Linked DNA regions of Homo sapiens: region 1 is linked to region 2. A link is a loop called in an ENCODE intact Hi-C map of the cell type or tissue named here. Cell type or tissue: heart left ventricle. All regions are shown on one strand. Links, peaks and the distances in the headings refer to the core of each region. The heading gives the core; the rest is flanking DNA.

Region 1 (5,960 bases), core at 632-5,631, 190 kb before region 2:
CATCTACTTTCAAATATGTATTAATGTCTGAGATTCAAAAGATGCAAAGAGTAACACCATTGAGAGAAAATTATAATAATTAAGACAAACTGCTCACAACTGAACATCGGAATGCATTTTGCTTTACAATTCAGCTGCTTTGATCAATGTAGTAAAAGATACTAAAAATTTAGAACTCAATTAGATTATCTAATATCAATGTCTCTTGACTGAGAAAAAATGGTATTAACCAGGAATTTAATTTCTATATTGTATTGCTTGATCAAACATATAGTTAAGTACTAGGTAATTCTTAGCTACATGAAGAAGTGGTAGAAAACACAAATCAATTTATTAATTCACCTAAGTTAATAAAAATTATCAATCAGTTATTCTCAATACATTCACTCAGTAAACAAAACATTATGGTTTCTACAATAAAAGTTGAAAAAGAATTTAGTAATCAGAGCTCAGTTTTTATTTTAATGTCCCTTCAATTAAAATGGGGAAAAGCACTTTTAAAAGATCATTGTCCATCTAAGGAATAACATTGCACTATTATACATCAATGGCACCTTTCAGAACACCAAAAATATTCTCTATCAGAGTTATGTACTTCATTGTATATTATTATGATACATTATTCCATCGAATATTTATTTAAAATGCCTATATGTAGGGTAACCTTAAAAACAAATACCTCCTATTAGAGAAATTGTAGGGGTAAGTTACCTACCATAATTTGTTTGTCAGGCACAGTGCTATGTAAGTTCTGCTTTTAAATAACACATAGCTATTTAACCATCATGGAAATGTTATGAGGAAAGTATTTCTTATTTTTTTAAATCTTTCATGATGAGTCCAAAGTTTTAAAAGGAGATGTCAGGACCCAGATCTAAGCCCGGGGCATTTTTCACTACACACGTTGCATTTAGTTAAACAACTCACTAAAGCAACTGGAAGCTTAAAAACTCTGAAGATGGTAAAAATGTTATGGACTTTGGCAACAGAAATTCAGCAATAACATTCAAGAGGAACAATTCTAAAGAGAAGGGAAATGGAAAATGTGATCGTATATTGATTGGATTGTGAAGTTAGAGAGAACTACAATCCTGAAAAGCAGATCTTTCAGAATATGAAAAGGACTGTTTCTATTCATAGCCTGGGCTCTTGCTCAGTATAGGCAAACTATGGTAGTGTGGTAGGGGTGCAGGGTTTATATGAATATAATAAAATATTACCTTTTAATCTATCCAGGCAATTATCTCTATTCCTCATTTCTTGTCCATAGCTATGGCTTGTGCCATCCAAATAATTTAAGTTTTATTCTTCTAAAAGATAATTTTATCTTTTATCAGCTATTGATATTTCTCATGTACACATTTCCATTATTTTATAAAATTACATTTGTATTCCATTGAAGCAATTTTAATATAGTGGGAAAAAACTGAAGCTTTTGAATGAGATAGTTTGCTTTAGGATCGTTGTTTTAGCTGAAATATCTTCAAAAACTCTGTTGCTAGATAATTTCCAATCGATAGCATACGTGTTAGGAAATTCATAATATAATTTATTCATCTTAAATGTATTGAACTACATACTCATTAAATTTTTACAATGATATGTCTATTAAAAAAAGGAACAATGACTATTTAGACTCATAAAAAACCTACCACATAATTTACTAAACTGTTTTCTTCATTCAATACCTAAATTCTGAGTAATGCTATGTGTAGATGTCCTAATGAGTATTAATAACTTATGCAAGTAAAACATAAAATAATATTATCTGATTTTAAGAAGACATGAATATTGTTATAGACGGTTTTACTTTTGTGTCATCTAAAATAATTACATGTTCCTTAAATATACATTGAAACTAATTATAAACTTACTAAGATACTTTTAAAAAATAACATTTTTCTTGTATAATGCATCTTCAATTTTCAGTAGTTTTCTTTTCAAACTAAGGAAGTTCTAACATTTAACAATACTTACGCTTTGAAAACATTAAGAGAATTGTTTTTCTTTAAATAACTAATAGCCTTCTTCAATGAAAATCACATGAAGAGAAGGAAATACTTGGAGAAAACCTTAAACCTCACTCATATGGAATTCCCAGGGATAATCACTCAGGATATTTAGAACAACAAAAAGTAAATTTCTATGATAACAAAATCTGATTTGATTGACTTTGGAGGGAATTTGACATCTTTTATCATAAAACTTTAGCAACACTGTCAAGATAAATCTTTTATAACTTCTGTGAAGTATTATTATATGTGAATCTCAGAAGCATTTTAATTTGTTTTTTAATACCTTGTTGCTTTCGTGGATCATAAATCTGAAGCCCAAATAGGGGTGGTCTTTCATGCCTCAGCAATGTCACCTCACTTGTTATCAAATCTAGTTGAAAAATGGAACCATTCATATAATCAGTCCAGAACACATAATTTCCATGATGCGACAGTCCGAAAGGGTGGTTCAACTCTCTCCCACTGTAAACAATCTGTAAAATATAAACACATTGTGAAAAATCAGAACTGACCTTTAGAAACATAACTAGATATTTAGAGAAAGTGATATTCAATAAGTATAACAGATAATAATCTCATATCTTAACTCATTTTCTCTGATAGATTTAAAAAATGGATTTCACAATGTGAGCATATTTTTTGTTTTAGGGCATGCTATTTGAAGGAAACCATCTATTTTATCTAAACCATTTATTATTTATTATTAAACCATCTATTTTATCAATGTAAATTCTTTCATCTATGGCACGAAAAATACGGTTAAGAATGCAAATACTAAAATGAATTTTCCCTACTCTCATTCCTGTTCCTTTTGCTTATGATATTTCAGTATCATATCCTGGGATAGAAATCAGTCTGAATAATCATGTGTATTACAAAATTGCTCTTCCAATAACCAACAAATAGAACATGTTCAAACAGCATTGGGAGTCAAAAGGATCCTCCTACTTTAATTGAGCCAATGCAAATTGAAGAAATCTTGGATCTGGCAGAAAAGATGGTAAAGATTTTAATTTAAACACAGACACATTTATTATTAGTAAATAGATAAAAACTCACTGGCAAGTTAAATTCTGATTATGTTAATATATTCATTTACATTCTAGTTATATTGTTTTGTTGTTCCTTAAATGGAGGAATCATGTGATAAAAGTTTAAGTCCAGTTTCACATGTAGGATTTTAGAAGGGGAATAAATTATACCTCAATAATGAGAATACTTTTTCACCTTTTACCATAAATAAAAACATACTGAATACAAGATGAAAAAGATTTTGTATTCACTTCATTTAATATTAGAGAATTGAGAAAATTATCTAAATAATTTAGGGTCATAAATTTAAATTTTGCTCCTTTTAACTGAATTCTTCTCACCAAATTATCATACATTGAATAATTGACATGGTTTCTTAATTTTTTTCTCACCTTTATGTAGGCCAAAATGTGCTGGCCATGAAAGTATTATGTTTATTGTTTACATACCAACATCTTCTAAGGAAGCATAAAGATTTATCTAGCACCTGTTAAGTGTGTGACATTAGGTTCAATGCCAACCAATTGTACTTATTTGGAGAAAATATTTACAGTATTGTTAGCATCAATCAACAACAGAGCAGTCTTAACTGATTAGTGTAGTATTTCTTTCTAAAACAGAATCCATAATGAGTAGGCTTAGCCAAATGTGCAGGTTTTCTTTCCAAAAAGAAAAGAAATGTAACTTAAAGGAAGCATTTTGGTCATTTCTAACATCCCCTTTTTCTATTGTTCGACTCACAGTTAAAGTCAGTTATTGGTGTTATTTGTAATTAGATTACTAAAACATGAAATATAGAGGTTTTGTTTTGTCAACTATGCCTCTGTCTCACAGCCAACTGCATCATCCTCAATTTTACCTAAGAATTTCAAAATCATTTTGCAGTTACTCTAGCAAAAAAAGCAAGAGGAAACTGATACCTCTTCATACCAATAAGCTGGAAGTTCAGCTCATTCCTACTATGTGTTTAAGTTTCAATGTCACCAAGTTACTTACTCAACTAAATACAATGTAATTACTTCCTCGTAATACATAATGTTAAACTTCAGCTCAAAATATTGAACATATTTTAATAGAGTGGGGTTGCTTGGTTATAGAAAACTCATCAATAATGTAGAAAAACTGCATTTTAAAACAGCTCTGATATCCTGAGAGCTGCTTTTAGAAATCCCACAAATCCTGGCATACCACAGTGAGCTGGGCCTGGTCTCCCAGAGGCAAGTGCCAGCTGCACTACTTAATGCTCAGCCTGCTTCAGCCACCCCATGGAGACTATTGGCAGCCACCTCAGAGGAGTAAAAATAAACTTGAAAGTATTTTTAACACAACACAACAAGGCTCTGTGAAAAAAAGAAGCCTGTGGGTTAAAAACAGCAGCATTTGTCTTTTACCTTCCTGTGAGTCCCATTCAAAAATACTTTTTCAATATGATCGTAATAGGCATCACACCAGTATAATGTGTTGGTGTGAAAGTCCAGAGTTAAACCGTTTGGCCACAGCATCTTTGAAGTCACAAAAATCTGCCGATTGAATCCATCCATCCAGGCCTTCTCAATCCTTCCCACGCTGTCATCTATTTCATCTTCCTCCCAGTCTGTCCAATACATCCAACTAAGACATTAAAAAAACAACAAAAATGCATACATGTTATTACAACCAGCCACAGTATAGACACTTCCTCAGATTTGGCAGTTCCATAAATTCTAGTTTCATTCTGATTTGTCCTCCTATCTAAGTGCTTATCTGTCAAAGAGGGGGGAGCTGTGAAGTTTTAAAGAAAGCAAAGATTTGTTTGGTAGAACTGTGCATTTACACTTATTACAGAAAAGCCAACTACCACCACTATCGCACTTACTGGCTTCATGCATTAATGAACCTGACAGTAAGTGCCAAATATCTATTTTTGGGGGCTGTTGATACCAAGTAAAGGAAATGATTTTCTGGGTCATTACTATTTTAAATGTTGTCCACTTCAAAAAGTATATAATCAATTATGTGATTAAAAAGCAGATTGACTGACATGAGAACCCACGGCACAGTTAATGATCTACTCCAGACTTTATTTAATCTCAGATGAATTATGATTCTTTAAGACAGGTAATTGGACTGACTTTGTTCTAAAGGGCACTGTCATATTGGGTTTGTTTGGCTAGGTCTAATTTGTCTTCCTGATGCAAATCATCTATGTTTTATTGCTGCTTATTATTACCCCAAAATCTACAGAAGATGATTTAGCTGCACGTAAGTTTAGTAATAGCAAGTTGACTGACCTTGAGATTTTGAGCTTTAATGTCTATCTCAAACAAAAGCATCTGCCTTTAAAAACAAATCTTTTGTAAAGCTCTAACAGTAGGAGAGGGGGTCTTGAACTAATGTTCCATTTGCCTCATGAATGAGGTTAAAACCCACCACATGTGTTGTTTTAGGGTCATGTGAAAGTTCCTGAGTTTATTAATTAAAGTGTAGGTTTAATCCAGTCATCTCATATACAACTTTATAAAGTCTCAAATCTTTGCTAAGCTGCTGACCCTTGAAATACCCTTATTAGATCCCCTGCCTCCCCCATTTTGTAGACCCTAAGAATTTCTAAGTGCATTTGGAAAAAGTCTGTCACCATGACGAAAAATCCTACTGTGATCTAAGCTGGCAGACTTGGGAAAACTGAGGATGAACACACTACCCATTATTTCATACCAATTAAGCTCTTTTTAAATTCTCTTAACGGTTTCCAGTTATGTTGATATGCCCTTTTTAGACCCAAGGAACTATATTGAGACTGTTGAATTGTATTAATCCTAGAAATAAACATGGAAATATTTCTATATTGTATCTTGTAATTCCTTAAAGTGATTTTTTAATTGGGACAACTTAGTAACAAAAAGGATAGTCATTCTATTTGCTGTAATTCTATGT
Region 2 (5,960 bases), core at 394-5,393:
TCATTCCATCACCTAGATATTAAGCCCAGCATCCACTAGCTATTCTTCCTGATGCTCTCCCCCACACCCATCCCTGACAGGCCTCAGTGTGTTGTTGCCCCCACCTCATGCGTCCATGTGTTATCATTCAGCTCCCACTTGTGACTGAGAACTCCAGCTCCATCCATGTTACTGCAAAGGATATGATCTTGGTTTTTTGTTTTGTTTTTGTGGCTGCATAGTTTTCTTTGGTGATATGTACTATATTTTCCGTATCTAGTCTACAATTGATAAGCATTAAGGTTGATTCCACATCTTTGCTATTGTGAATAGTTCTGCAATTAACATACACGTGCATGTGTCTTTATGGTAGAATGATTTATATTCTTCTGGGTATATACCCAGTAACGGGATTGCTGGGTCGAATGGTAGTTCTGCTTTTAGCTCTTTGAGGAATTGCCACATTGCTTTCCACAATGGTTGAACTAATTAACACTCCCACCAACAGTGTATGAGTGTTCCTTTTTTTCTCTGCAACCTCGCCAGCGTATGTTATTTTTTGTCTTTTTAATAATAGCCATTCTGACTGATGTGAGATGGTATCTTATTGGGGTTTTGATTTGCATTTCTCTGGTGGTCAGTGATGTTGAACTCTTTCATGTTTGTTGGCCACACGTTACATCTTTTTTGAGAAATGTCTGTTCATGTTTTTGCCCAATTTTTTTATTACATTTTCCATTCTGGGGTACATATGCAGAACGTGCAGTTTTATTACATAGGTATACATGTTTGCTGCACCCATCAACCCGTCACCTACATCAGGTATTTTTCCTAACGTTATTGCTCCCCTAACCCCCACCCCCCGACAGGCCCTGGTGTGTGATGCTCCCCTCCCTATGACCATGTGTTGTCAGTGTTCAACTCCCAATTATGAGTGAGAACATGCGATACTTGGTTTTCTATTCTGTTTTGTCACCACCAGACCTGCCTTACAAGAGTTCCTGAAGGAAGCACTAAACATGGAAAGGAACAACTGGTACCAGCCGCTGCAAAAACATAGCAAATTGTAAAGAACATCAACACTATGAAGAAACTACATCAACTAAGGAGGAAAACAACTAGATAGCATCATAATGACAGGATCAAATTCACACATAACAATATTAACCTTAAATGTAAACAGGTTATATGCCCCAATTAAAAGACACAGAGTGGCAAATTGGAAAAAGAGTCAAGACCCATTGGTGTGCCGTATTCAGGAGACCCATCTCACATGCAAAGACACACATAGGCTCAAAGTAAAGGGATGGAAGAATATTTACCAAGTGAATGGAAAGGAAAAAAAAAAAGAGTTGCAATCCTAATCTGTGATAAAACAGACTTTAAAGCAATAAAGATCAAAGAGATAAAGGGCATTACATAATGGTAAAGGGATCAATGCAGCAAGAAGAGCTAACTATCCTAAATATATATGCACCCAATACAGGAGCACCCAGAATCATAAAGCAAGTTTTTAGAGACCTACAAAGAGACTTAGACTCCCACACAATAATGGGGGGGGAGGACTTTAACACCCCACTGTCAATGTTAGATTGAGACAGAAAATTAACAAATACATTCAGGACTTGAACTCAGCTCTGGACCAAGTGGACCTAATAGACATCTATGGAACTCTCCACCCCAAATCAACAGAATATACATTCTTCTCAGCACCTCATCACACTTATTCTGAAATTGACCACATAATTGGAAGTAACACACTCCTCAGCAAATGCAAAAGAACGGAAATCATAACAAATGGTCTCTCAGACCACAGTGCAATCAAATTAGAACTCAGCATTAAGAAACTCACTCAAAACCACACAACTACATGGAAACTGAAAAACCTGTTCCTGAATGACTACTGGGTAAATAACGAAATGAAGGCAGAAATAAAGATATTCTTTGAAACCAATGAGAATGAATACACAATGTACCAGAATCTCTGGGACACATTTAAAGCAGAGTGTAGAGGGAAATATATAGCATTAAATGCCCACAAGAGAAAGCAGGAAAGATTTAAAATTGACACCCTAACGTCTTTGCCCAATTTTAATGAGGTTGGACAAACATTTTAGATATTAAACTCACTTGATTTGTCAAAATTAATTACATAATGGTCATAAAATGGCACAAGTTCTTGGAGACATAAATTATAAAAATCAATAAGTGCCTTTGATTGCTGTTTTTTCAAGAATCAAGTCCAACAATCAAAACCAATCACCAAATGACTTGTTTAATTTGTTTGACATGGGTAGAAATTACTTCCAGGAATAACACTGAGGCATCCTGAAAGTTGTTAGAACATCTGTGAATTGGGGAATGATATGAGAGAAATCCGGATTTGGGATGGTCCTGCAATGGCCAGTTTATGGTCCTCCACCTCAGATACTTCACTTCCAAAGGTAGCCTAGGACTAGTCCAAATAGAAATTGGGGTGTTATTTTCCTGAGAGATTTACCCCATAGCACTTCAGATGTGTATACCAAGAAAGAAATGTACTTACATGTTTGAGATGAGGAAAGGAGAACTATAAAATATGTACTCATATTGAAATTTATACATAATAATTGCCAACAGTAAGTTCTGAAAATAATTCATATTTATAAGAATGTAAGAGATGACACTTTGGGAGGCCAAGGTGGGTGGATCACAAGGTCAGGAGTTCGAGACCAGCTGGCCAAGATGGTGAAACCCCGTCTCTACTAAAAATACAAAAATTAGCCAGGTGCGGTGGCAGGTGCCTGTAATCCCAACTATTTGGGAGGCTGAGGCAGGAGAATCTCTTGAACCCAAGAGGTGGGGTTTGCAGTGAGCCAAGATCATGGCACTGCACCCTAGCCTGGGTGACAGAGCAAGACTCTGTCTCAGATAAAAAAAAAGGAAAAAGAAAAAAAGAATTTTAGAAATGTATATGAGGCATATACATTACATAATAGCTCAATGCCTATCTTAGGTATAATCTTAGATTGAAAATCACCTAGTTTTAAAAACATTGGTTTACATATGGTAATACACTTGATCTCTGACCAAGACAAAATATCAATATTATTAAAGTAATGTTTCTTGTAAAAGTTCCAACACAAAGCTCTAATAAATTTAGATGTTTGTTATATATCTGGCTAGAATCACCTCCCATTATTTTCTAACTTTATATGATGATTAAAATTAAATTAAGTGCTACATTCAATATGAGTTCAAAAAAGAATTGATAACTTGTATAATTCGAGAGGGAAAAAATTGAGATGATTGAACTTGAGTTTATCAGAATAATTACCTTGACTCTCCATGTAATTCTGTGTGCATATCATCCCATGGACATAGGATAGATAACAATGAGAGTCCCAAAATAGAAGCTCAGGCTCTCCACATGGAATGGGGTGGAACATTGAAAGGATTATTTGCATAATTTATATATTAAATAATTTTGCCTCTATTATCTGTATTTTATCAATAAAATTTTTTTCACAAATTATGTAAGTACATGATGTAATTCCCCATGGCATTTTGCAGGAGTAATCGCAAACTTAATGCACTCCTTTAAGTCCAAAATCTTTGTGGAGAGAACTACGATAGTTCTAATTTACTCAATTGTATATTCTTCTTGCAAATCAAATACTCAAGCTGTAAAACAGTAAAACTTGCATCTGATAGAGAAAAGCCTTATTTTTCAAATGTCTTTGAAAAAAATTTAACTAGAAATGGTTTCTGTTCAGAAATTTGGAGACAACTAAATATCTCCCTTTGAGATAATAAAAGACAAACAAGAAAAAGATCATTTATTTTAAAAACCTGCATTTGTATGTCAGCAGAATTCAATGATGCCATCTTTCTTCCTGCCAGATGTGACCCGTTCTTTGATAGCCATGAAAGAAGATGAAATACTTGAGGAGTTTCTGAAATCACTTGAGAGGAGCAAACCATAGACTGGGCCTAATGAGGCACCTTGGAGAAAATATGGGAGTCTTTTAAGTGAATTGGTGATGCCAAGGAAAGATATGAAATTGTCAAAACCATACTATGACATAACTGTGAATAAAAATAATGTGAGGAAGTGTACTATTCACACACACACACACACACACACACACGCACAACCAGGAAGCCAGATCACCAAGAAAACTGTTTTTAAGATTCCCAAAAGACGACAAAACATAGTAACAACCATTTCCTATGCTGGTTTTACTGTCCTCATAAGTACCTAGGGTAAGGAACTTCTATTAAGAACGAATTGCCGGGCGCGGTGGCTCACGCCTGTAATCCCAGCACTTTGGAAGGCCGAGGCGGGCAGATCATGAGGTCAGCAGATCGAGACCATCCTGGCTAACACGGTGAAACCCCGTCTCTACTAAAAATGCAAAAAAAAAATTAGCCAGGCGTGGTGGCGGGCGCCTGTAGTCCCAGCTACTCGGGAGGCTGAGGCAGGGGAGAACGGCGTAAATACAGGAGGCGGAGCTTGCAGTGAGCCGAGATCGTGCCACTGCACTCCAGCCTGGGCGACAGAGCAAGACTCCGTCTCAAAAAAAAAATAAAGAATCGCCACTATTTCTAAACAAAGAACACCAAAAACAATTGTAGTGGGCACCCTGGATTGGCTCTTTCAGCCTCATTCCATCCTCTGTCCATTTGAGGTGATTGGAAAGCTTAAAACTATCTTTTCCACACAAACTTGTAACTAAGGTTCTGCATGCTAATCAAAGTGCATTCAGAAATTGGCAAGCAGAAGTGAGAGTGAGGCTATCTTCCTGCTAATTTTAACTTTTTCAACTGGCAAGCATGATTGTTGGTAGTAAGACATTTACTTGGAGTTGTGTTTCAGAGTCCATCATCCAGCTTCCTGGGTGACAAGAAGTAGTGTGTGTCATAACAATAATGGCATGGCTTCAGCACAAGCCCTTCTAATTCTTGGATTGCAGCTGTGGGTGCACAATTTCAAGTTTCCAGCGTATTCAGAGTCAACTGAAGCAGTAGTAGTGGGTTCTTGATTTAAGCACAATTTTGATAAAGACCACAGAAATAGGAGTCCTTAAATTTTATGTCGTTCTGGGTGTCATTTCCAAAGGCACATTCTAAAATTCTTTCCCTTATCTCATTTAACAATTTTAAGAGCATGCTATATTAAACCACTTCCTGATTTAAGTGGTGAGGTTTCTGTTCCTTGTACACAACCTAGACTGACATATCGACATTAGAAAAATTATTCTCTCAGACACTATGAATATTCTATAAAGATAAATTACAGACTTTAAAATAATTTTGATTTTGTCTACCTCTCACAACTCCAAACAAATAATCCATATATTTTCAAACAATATAAAATACCAAACTAAGTCTTAAGGCCAAGTGAGGTATTTCATATGGTAATGAATTATTCTTACTGGTTCATATAAGCTGAAATATTCTATCAAGTCACAATGGAATTCTATAAAGGTTTCTTTGTTGCTGTTATTGTTTTCAGTAAGCAAAATGGTATTTACCAACAACATAAAAATCTAAAATAGAAGCTTCTTTAGTTATGGAAATAATATTTTGTGTGTGTGAAGCATTTAAGACTAACAATTAATATTCTCTAGCACATGTGGGGAGCATGTTTTTGTTTTTGTTTTTGTTTTTGTTTTTGTTTTTGAGATGAAGTTTCACTCTTGTTGCCCAGACTGGAGCGCAATGGTGCAATCTCAGCTCACTGCAACCTCTGCCTCCCCGGTTCAAGCAATTCTCCTGCCTCAGCCTCCCGAGTAGCTGGGATTACAGGCACCCGCCACCACGCCTGGCTTATTTTTGTATATTTAGTAAAGATGGGGTTTTACCATTTTGACCAGGCTGATCTTGAACTTCTGACCTCAGATGATCCACCCACCTCAGTCTCCCAAAGTGCTAGGATTACAGGCGTGAGCCGCCGTGTCCGCCTTGGGAAGCATGATTTAAAACAGATTTATTTAAAG

The links. Hi-C counts contacts between places; a loop is a spot of excess contacts. Peaks named below come from ENCODE experiments on the same cell type or tissue, not always from the same donor. Only the 100,000 strongest peaks of a DNase experiment are listed, where the experiment ranks them.
Region 1: a loop joins it to region 2, with 3 times the contacts of the local background. A loop is called at or near these places in 3 of 110 quality-filtered maps.

The regions. Positions count from the first base shown.
Region 1 is chr2:141,011,258-141,017,217 of GRCh38, forward strand. It overlaps LRP1B (LDL receptor related protein 1B), which reads right to left. Exons shown (of 91, transcript NM_018557.3): 13 at 4,439-4,658; 14 at 2,299-2,488. Among named protein-coding and RNA genes, the nearest start is that of MIR7157, 430 kb to the left of the region's middle. In heart left ventricle, for the core only: no CTCF peak of the experiment used is centred there; no DNase peak of the experiment used is centred there; H3K27ac peaks cover 1,231 bases.
Region 2 is chr2:141,202,050-141,208,009 of GRCh38, forward strand. All of the region lies in intron 6 of LRP1B (LDL receptor related protein 1B), which reads right to left. Among named protein-coding and RNA genes, the nearest start is that of MIR7157, 620 kb to the left of the region's middle. In heart left ventricle, for the core only: no CTCF peak of the experiment used is centred there; no DNase peak of the experiment used is centred there; H3K27ac peaks cover 576 bases.